Regions from separate parts of the Homo sapiens genome. Here region 2 is linked to region 1. Evidence: read pairs that join two places in POLR2A ChIA-PET (ENCODE). Cell type or tissue: PC-9. All regions are shown on one strand.

Region 1 (4,000 bases):
TCCTTGTTCAAAAACGAGGGAAAAATGTGCTGGTAAAGGCACTGGAATATAAAGCTTTTTGTTTTTTTCCACTGTCTCTGTCTGTCATGGTGTTTATTATTTGTTATTTAACATCACATTCCCTCTGACTCCTGGATACTTGTGGTGTGAGAGGAGATACTACAGTCTCCTAGAGGTACCACCGTGCAACTTAGGGCACTGCCATGCCTATCTCCAGCTACCAGCCACACCTCTTGCCTTCCCACCAGCCCGGCATCCCGTTCCACAGTGTACAGATGAGCCCCCAAGGGTGATTCTGCACTGGGTACCTGAATCAGGGATGGGCGAGAGGCTTCGTGTCCACTGAATTGTCGCCAAATGCCCCATAGCATTGCCCGGGTTTGAGCGCATAGTAGGCATTCAATAAATACTGGCTTTCTTCCATAGAGCACGTAGAGCTGGAAGGTATCTAAGATCTTCACAAGCCCAAACTTCCCCCTGTAGAAAGTGGGAGTTGAGGCCCAAGGAGGTGAAATGAGTTGCAGATCTGGAGCTCCCGACTCCAGGTCGGTAATGCTGAGTTCTATTCTCTGCCTTTCTCAGGTGCTGGTTCTCTGGTGCTGGGAGTGAAAATAAAAATGGTGTACCACAGGCCATAGATGAGACACTTGAGCCTCCTACATAGACATTCCTGCAACACAACTATTCATCACTTGTTCAGCTAACACCCCTGCTGTGTTAGGACACGGAGCATCCAAACACGTGAGCGTGTGTCCTGCTCACAATCTATCAGTGAGAGAGAAAGGAACTCATAATGACTTCGGCTAGGCATTTATGATTTTACTTTTAGTTTTTCTGGCAGTCACGGAAGTGTTTCTATATTTATTATCATTACAACTCTACAGGGCAGGTTTTGCTAACCGGTTTTACAGTGGGAAACCTATAGCTTTAGAGATTTAGGCAAGGTACACGTAGAAAATGTCAGAGCTGGTGGGGTGGAGGGTGGAAGTCTGCCTGGTTCTGCCTCGAGGGCTTGTACCGGCTACATCCCGGCTTCCTCCCTGGAAGAGCCAGCAAGACTGGGATAGAAAAATGTTGTCTCCGGCTCGGCGCGGTAGCTCATGCCTGTAATCCCAGCGCTTTGGGAGGCCGAGGTGGGTGAATCACTTGAGATCAGGAGTTTGAGACTAGCCTGACCAACATGGCAAAACCCCATCTCTTCTAAAAATATAAAAATTAGCCAGGTGTGTTGGCGCATGCCTGTAATCCCAGCTACTCGGGAGGCTGAGGCAGGAGAATGGCTTGAGCTCAGGAGGCCGAGGTTGCAGTGAGCCAAGATTGCGCCATTGCACTCCAGCCTGGGCCACAAGAGCAAAACTCCATCTCAAAAAATAAAAAAGAAAGAAAAGAAAAATGTTGTCTCCGATGACTTGTTCCCAGGGAGGCAGCCCAGGAGGTCTGACTAAACTTGCTTCCCTCGGGCTTCCCCAGCACCCCAAGGGGCCGTCCTTCCTACCCCCAGCCCTGTGAGTCATCTTCATTGAGTTCCAAGAATCCCCGCGCAGCTGTGCAGCTGTACATTGCATGCTGACACTGAATGAGCAGTGACTGGACGCTGCCTTCCATGTGGGACACGAGCCTTCAATGCCTGATAAAGCCTGAAAGCCACAATCTGCCCTGGAAACCCAGCTCCACCCTGCTTCCACTACATCAGGAGGTGGTAGGTTCAAAACTGCATTCAGGGCTGATGAATGAAATACGTTATTAAAGATAATTCTTCCGAAAGCAGAGGTAATAATCCCAGCATTAACATTTCTAATTTAATTCAACCCTGATTAAACTTTTTCTTTCAGAAGGAGGAAATTGAAAGTGTGAAACACCAGTGGGAGGAAAAGGTTCCTGTAACAAATGTGGTTATCAATGGGAAAGAAGCTTTCTAGAGCTTATATACGGGGCCGAGTCATGCACACTTCATCATACTCACCAGGTGGGACTTGGAGAACAACCTATGTCTTATATAGTCAGCTGAACTCCAGCGTTCTTTCCAGAGAGGAATTTTAAGAGGTTAATTTTGATTTTAGTTATCATGTAACATTTCCCTTGGCCCTCCATGCTATGCTTGTCTTTGCTGGGAACCTCGCTGTTTCCTCTGTCCTTTGAAATCATAATTGTTTGGTTACCTCGTCTTCTTCCTCACTAGTCAGAGCCCCTCAAAGGCAGCGATAATGATGTAAGTACCTTTATATCCTCTAACTGAGAATAGTGCCTGGCATGGAGAAAAAACCCAATACATGTTTGACCAACCAATGACCGATGGGGCTGATCAACTTAAAAAGCTTTTGTGTTTTCATTTACCAACATCCCTATATGCTCCAAAACAACTTATTCATTTCTTGGTGTGAGAGCAAAATGCTTTAGCAAAGTACTTTGAGGGGAAGTGGAAATGGAGGTTAAGAAAAAAAGACCAACCCACTGGGAATAATAAAATGCAAACTTATATCTCCTGGATTTCAGAATGAAAGGTGGAGTTTCAGATCCCATTTCCCATATGAAATTCTTCGCTTGCTTTTTCTAATAGTCAGGCTAAAAAGGAACTTTTCACAAAGGAGGTATTTTTCTTCTTGGCCTGGAAAATCGATTCCAATGTTAATCTCGCTCCTTGGAATGTCCTCCCCCACCCTTTTCCACCTAGCAAAATACTCGTCTTTCACAGCCCAGCTCAGATGTCAGCTCTTCAAATAATAATAATCATTGCTAATATCTGTCATGCATTAACTCTAGGATAGGGGCTGTGCTAAGTGTTTTATAGAAATTATTTTACTTGCTGTTCACAAATCCCCATCAAATCAGGACTATGATTTATCATAAACTTACAGATGAGGAAGCTGAGGCCTGTAAGGTGGTGTAATTGCCCAAACTCGAGCTTGGATTTGAATGTGGGAACCTTAACTTCAGTTGTGCTTTAACCATGAGGACACTGCTCCCTCTGAAGCCTTCTGCAACTTTCTCTAGCCCTGCCCTTTGTGGAGATCCAGCACTGGCCCTGGCCGACACGTAATCCACACACTCTCAGGGGACCACCACAGCCTCTTTTCCCCCTGGCTCCAAGCTCAGCACTAGTGAACATACCTTAAGCACCAATGCCAGGTCGATCTTCTTTGCATGCTGAACTCCCCAGCCTTGAGGTTGCTGCCCTTATAGTTTCCTTTGCTCCATTCTCTGCTGGGCCTCTGCCCATCTGACATCGTACACATTCTGGTATTTACTTTTCTCAGCCTGGCTCTGCATCAAGAAAGCAGCCTCCTGTCTCGTGTTCTCTTCCTAACATAGCATCAAGGGTGGAACACACACATACTCAGCACTGCATTAAGAGCAGAGATGGGTGGACTTTACTTTTCCTCAATTCTTTGGAAGTCATATTCCAACACAGTATTTTCATGCATTCTGTCAAAACACTGATGTAGAACTGCAGGGAGTTAGAGCTCATGGTAGCATTCAAGGGTAATTCTTCTGCCCAACCCTAACTTTTCTGACAAATAATTGCTTATTAGTCCAGATAAGGGTTGAGGGTTCATTTTCCTTTTCTTAAACCACATTTTCTTCGTAAGAGACTCTTCTTCTAGATGGTCTCACAATAGATATATTTGAGATTCTCAGGAATAAATGCATCAGCACATTAATCGTATTTGACCAAAATGCTCCTCAGGACACCATCATGAGACATAGACAGGCAAAGCAAGAGAAAAGTCACCCTGGGCTCTGTTTTGCTGTCTCCATTGAAGACAAATATTAAGCATCCCTGAAATTCATGTCAAATTTTACCATATTGAGAAATAAATGGATAAAAGGGTACTCTTTTCAATAAATATAACCGTATAACTTGCACAATCACACGTACTTGAATTTTCCCATCTCAAATGCATTATATAAGCCGATCTTTTTTTCCTGTACATACTCATGCCACAGAAGACAACACAGAAGAACCATAAGACAGTGACAATGGTTAAGAAAACTGATACTT
Region 2 (4,000 bases), 340 kb before region 1:
GATGGCACTAGCACCAGCCAAGGGTGGAGTTTTCTGGTGTCTAACATCAAAGGGTGGAGCAGAGGAAGGGAAAACCCTCAGGGCACATTCTCCCTAGGTGGGCCAGGACCAGTTCCTGGGCTCTTATCAGGCAAAAAACAAACACAAACAAACAAACAAACAAACAAACAAAAACGCAGAGCAGCTTCTTTTGTTGATACCAGTGCACAGTCTTTTGAAAGGGCTGGTTTCTGTTTGGCCCTTAGGGAGGAAAGCGTAATGGTGGTTACTGAGGTGGGGTATGAGGAAGCCTGTCCTATCTCCCATTCCATCATGGCCTGGAACTCAGTTCTTAAGGTTTCTCTGGCATCTCCTTGTCCCAGAGGGGGTCCGTTCAGTCAGTTGCGAGCTTAGAATTTTATTTCTAGTTTATTTTCAGGAGTGGCGAAGGTTCTGGAAGAGCAGGTAGGACCAGGATATTGATGTGGCTAGTTTTAGAAGACAATCTGCCACACAAATGGAAAGAAACAAATCCTTGCAAATAGACATTTCATGCCCCCACCTAATGTGGATTTTGGGATGATGTCTCCTGATTGGTCCTTTGAGTTAAGTTCAAGAGGAAACTCTTCCTTGAGTATGTGTGAAGGATCCCAGCCAATAGTTGATGAGTTTTCCAGGGTGTAATTTCTAATGTCTGGGGCTGGGGAAGCTTTGATTGCAGCTTGAACTCTCACCAGCCATGTGACCCTGGGCTGGTTACTCCTCTTGTCTGGCCTCAGCTCCTCAGCCAAAAAAGGAGGAGCTAGACCAGGTGGTCTCGGAGGAATCTTTCTATTAGCTTGCTGCAAAAATAATTGCAGTTTTTGCCATTATTTTTAATAATTATAATAATGGCCAAAACTGCAGTTATTTTTGCACCAACGTACTGTTTTGGGTTCCATCTTTCCTGGTCAGGGACCTGCCCTCCCGAACCCAGAACTCCTCCAGTCCTCAAGTGACAGTTCCCTTGGATGGGACGGCCTGACTGAGACTGGGAGTTGTGTGGCACTTCAGGGTGTATGCGATGATAGCGTATCTGTGGAGACTTGGCCGTCCCCATGAGGTCTCCTGTCCTGGTGAAGGCAGTTCATTCTTTTCTTAACCATGTTTTCCCTTCAGGTTGACATAGAAATCAATGGGGAATCTGTGGATTTGCATATGAAATTGGGAGATAATGGAGAAGCATTTTTTGTTCAAGAAACAGATAATGATCAGGTAAGGAAGCCTGGGTGGTCAGGGTTACTTCCTAGTTTTGAGCTTTGAGTAATGGTTATCTGGAAACACGGCAGAAGTTTGTGCAAAGTAATACCGGCCGTGGCTGTGTGGACGATGGGGCAGAGAAAAGTGGGCGTTGATCTGTGTGGGGGATTTGAGCCAGACGGCCTAGGGGTGTGCTGAGTCCACACAGACTCAGCTCTCCTGGCTGGCTTCAGTTTGCTGACTGCTTCCCAGGAGACAGAGGGATGGACTTCACACATGGGCCTGGACCACTGTCAGAGGTGTATAGATTACATCGGTGTGTCAAATCTCAAATGCCCAATGTTCTTTTATTTAGTGAGTGGCTGAATTACTTTAAAAAATATTTTAAAAGCTTTATTGAGATATACATCACATATACACAATTTACCCATTTCAAGTGTACACGTAGTGGTTTTAGTATATTTACAGATAGGTGCAACTATCACCACAGTCAAATTTAGAACCTTTTCATCAACCCCAAAAGAAACACCATACCCTTTAGGTATCGCCTCCCCTATACTCCACCTTCCAACTGCTGAGCCCTAAGTTACCACTAACCTTCCTATCTCTATAGATTTCCTTATTCTGAACTTTTGAATGGAATTACAGTATCTGGTCTTTTGTGCCTGTTTTTTTTTGACTAATGTTTCAAGGTTCATCCAGGTTTTAGTATGTATCAATATTTTATTCCTTTTTATGGCCGAATAGTATTCCATTGTATCTATAGACCATGTCCATTCATCTGTTCTATTCATCATTACAAACAACTTGGGGCTGGGCATGGTGGCTCACGCCTGTAATCCCAGCACTTTGGGAGGTCGAGGTGGGCGGATCACGAGGTCAGGAGATAGAGACCATCCTGGCTAAGACGGTGAAACCCCATCCCTACTAAAAATACAAAAAATTAGCTGGGCGTGGTGGCGGGTGCCTGTAGTCCCAGCTACTCCGGAGACTGAGGCAGGAGAATGGCGTGAACCCGGGAGGCGGAGCTTGCAGTGAGCCGAGATCGCGCCACTGCACTCCAGCCTGGGTGTCAGAGCGAGGCTCTGTCTCAAAAAACAAAAAAAAAGAAACCAAAAAAACCCAAAAAAAACCAACTTGGGTTGTTTCCACCTTGTAGCCGTTGTAAACAACATGGCTGTGAACATTTGTATACAAGTTTTTGTGTGGACACGTGTGTTTGATTTTTCTTGGTTACATACCTAGGAATGGCATTGCTGGGCCATGTGGTAACTTTACATTTAACATTTGAGGAACTGCCAGACTGTGTTACAAAGCAGCTGTTCCATTTTATATTCCTGCCAGCAGTGCACAAAGAGTTGTGATTTGTCTACATCTTTGCCAATACTTTTCTGATTTTGTGATTCTAGTCATTCTAGTGGGTGTGAAGTGGTATCTCTTTATGGTTATGATTTGCATTTTCCTAATAACCAGCGGTATCTGACATCTTTTTATGTGCTTATTGGCCATTTCTGAATCTTTGGAGAAATGTCTATTCAGATCCTTTGCTAGTTTGTGTGTGTGTGTGTATGTGTGTGTTGTTTTTCTTTTTTACTGCTGCCTTGTATGCCTTCATTATATATTCTAGATACAAGTCCCTTATCGGGTATATGATTTGTAAATATTTTCTCCCATTGGGTGGGTTCTCTTTTCACTTTCTTGATGGTGTTCTTTGCAGCACAATAGTTTTTAGTTTTAATGAAGTCTAATTTTTTTTTTTAAAGTTTGTGTTTACCTTTTTAATGTATTCTGTTTTTTCTTTTGTTGTGCATGCTTTTGGTGTCATATGCATAAAGAGTCCTTTGCCAAATCCAAGGTCATGATTTATGGTTATGTTTTCTACTAAGACAGACCACTTCCTTAACTCTTTTGTTCACAGATGAAGCACCTTAAAGGGGTCTGATGTAGGGATTCCTGAATGAAATCGACTTGAACTAGTTCCTTTCCAGGAAGACAGCTATGATTAAAAAGGAACGGTTCTTTATAGCTCCAGGTTTTAAAGCAAGTGTCCATAATTGCAGCTTCGGGACAGAACAGTCCCAGGCACAGCCTCCATCCTGCCCGCCCAGAATGGTGGTGCCTGGGGAGGACCCAGCATCTCCCCTTCCATGTTCTGGAGCAACCCTGTTGATACTGGGGATCCCTGCATACCTGCTCTTCACTTCTCTTAGATGGGAAGACTCCAAAAATACTAATTGGTTCCTAATGGCCTTTGACAGAAACTCTTTGCACTGCATGTGGACACCTGCATTTTTAATTTCTATTTGTACCTGGCTTTAGATAGATTTTTGGCCATCGGAGCTGAGGAAGCATTTTGGGCCAGCGTGCAGCGGGACCTGTATGGGGGCTGCTTGCTGGTCTTGCTGGCCTGACAGGGTGCCTGTGGGTGGGGTGGGGCCTTGGAGGCCAGAGTATGTTCAGCTCCATACAGATGCCTCTTAGGACCCCTGGGATGCTGCTGGAAGCTGGAGAGCCCGTGTCCTTCAGCACTGCTTGGTACTGCATGTGCCTGTGGGGGTCTGCCTGGCTGCCCATTCCCTTCCAGCCCACGGACAGCAAAGGGCCCTTCTCTGCTCTTGATCTGAGAATCTGTGCTGCTTCTCTAGTTGCTCCAGTCCAGCAGCCGGGTGAGATGACCTCTCACTCCCTTCCAGCCTCAGCTGTGTGTCTCAGGTGTAGACATTCTATTTCAGCATGTCTGATGCTCTCCAAACCTATTTGAATGATCAGCAGCACACGTTTA

The links. ChIA-PET counts read pairs that join two places held together with the same protein. Peaks named below come from ENCODE experiments on the same cell type or tissue, not always from the same donor. Only the 100,000 strongest peaks of a DNase experiment are listed, where the experiment ranks them.
Region 2: POLR2A ChIA-PET joins it to region 1 with 9 read pairs; 3 of 35 experiments call an interaction of 5 or more read pairs at or near these places.

Annotation. Positions count from the first base shown.
Region 1 is chr2:12,104,986-12,108,985 of GRCh38, forward strand. All of the region lies in intron 2 of MIR3681HG (MIR3681 host gene), which reads left to right. It overlaps LOC105373433 (a long non-coding RNA gene), which reads right to left. Exons shown (of 4, transcript XR_922808.2): 2 at 3,109-3,340; 3 at 309-599; 4 at 1-2. Among named protein-coding and RNA genes, the nearest start is that of MIR3681, 92 kb to the right of the region's middle. In PC-9, no CTCF peak of the experiment used is centred here; a DNase peak (open chromatin) is centred at 1,526.
Region 2 is chr2:11,766,626-11,770,625 of GRCh38, forward strand. LPIN1 (lipin 1) reads left to right here. Exons shown (of 21, transcript NM_001349206.2): 3 at 1,138-1,233. It overlaps MIR548S (microRNA 548s), which reads left to right and starts at 819; the gene lies at 819-900. In PC-9, no CTCF peak of the experiment used is centred here; no DNase peak of the experiment used is centred here.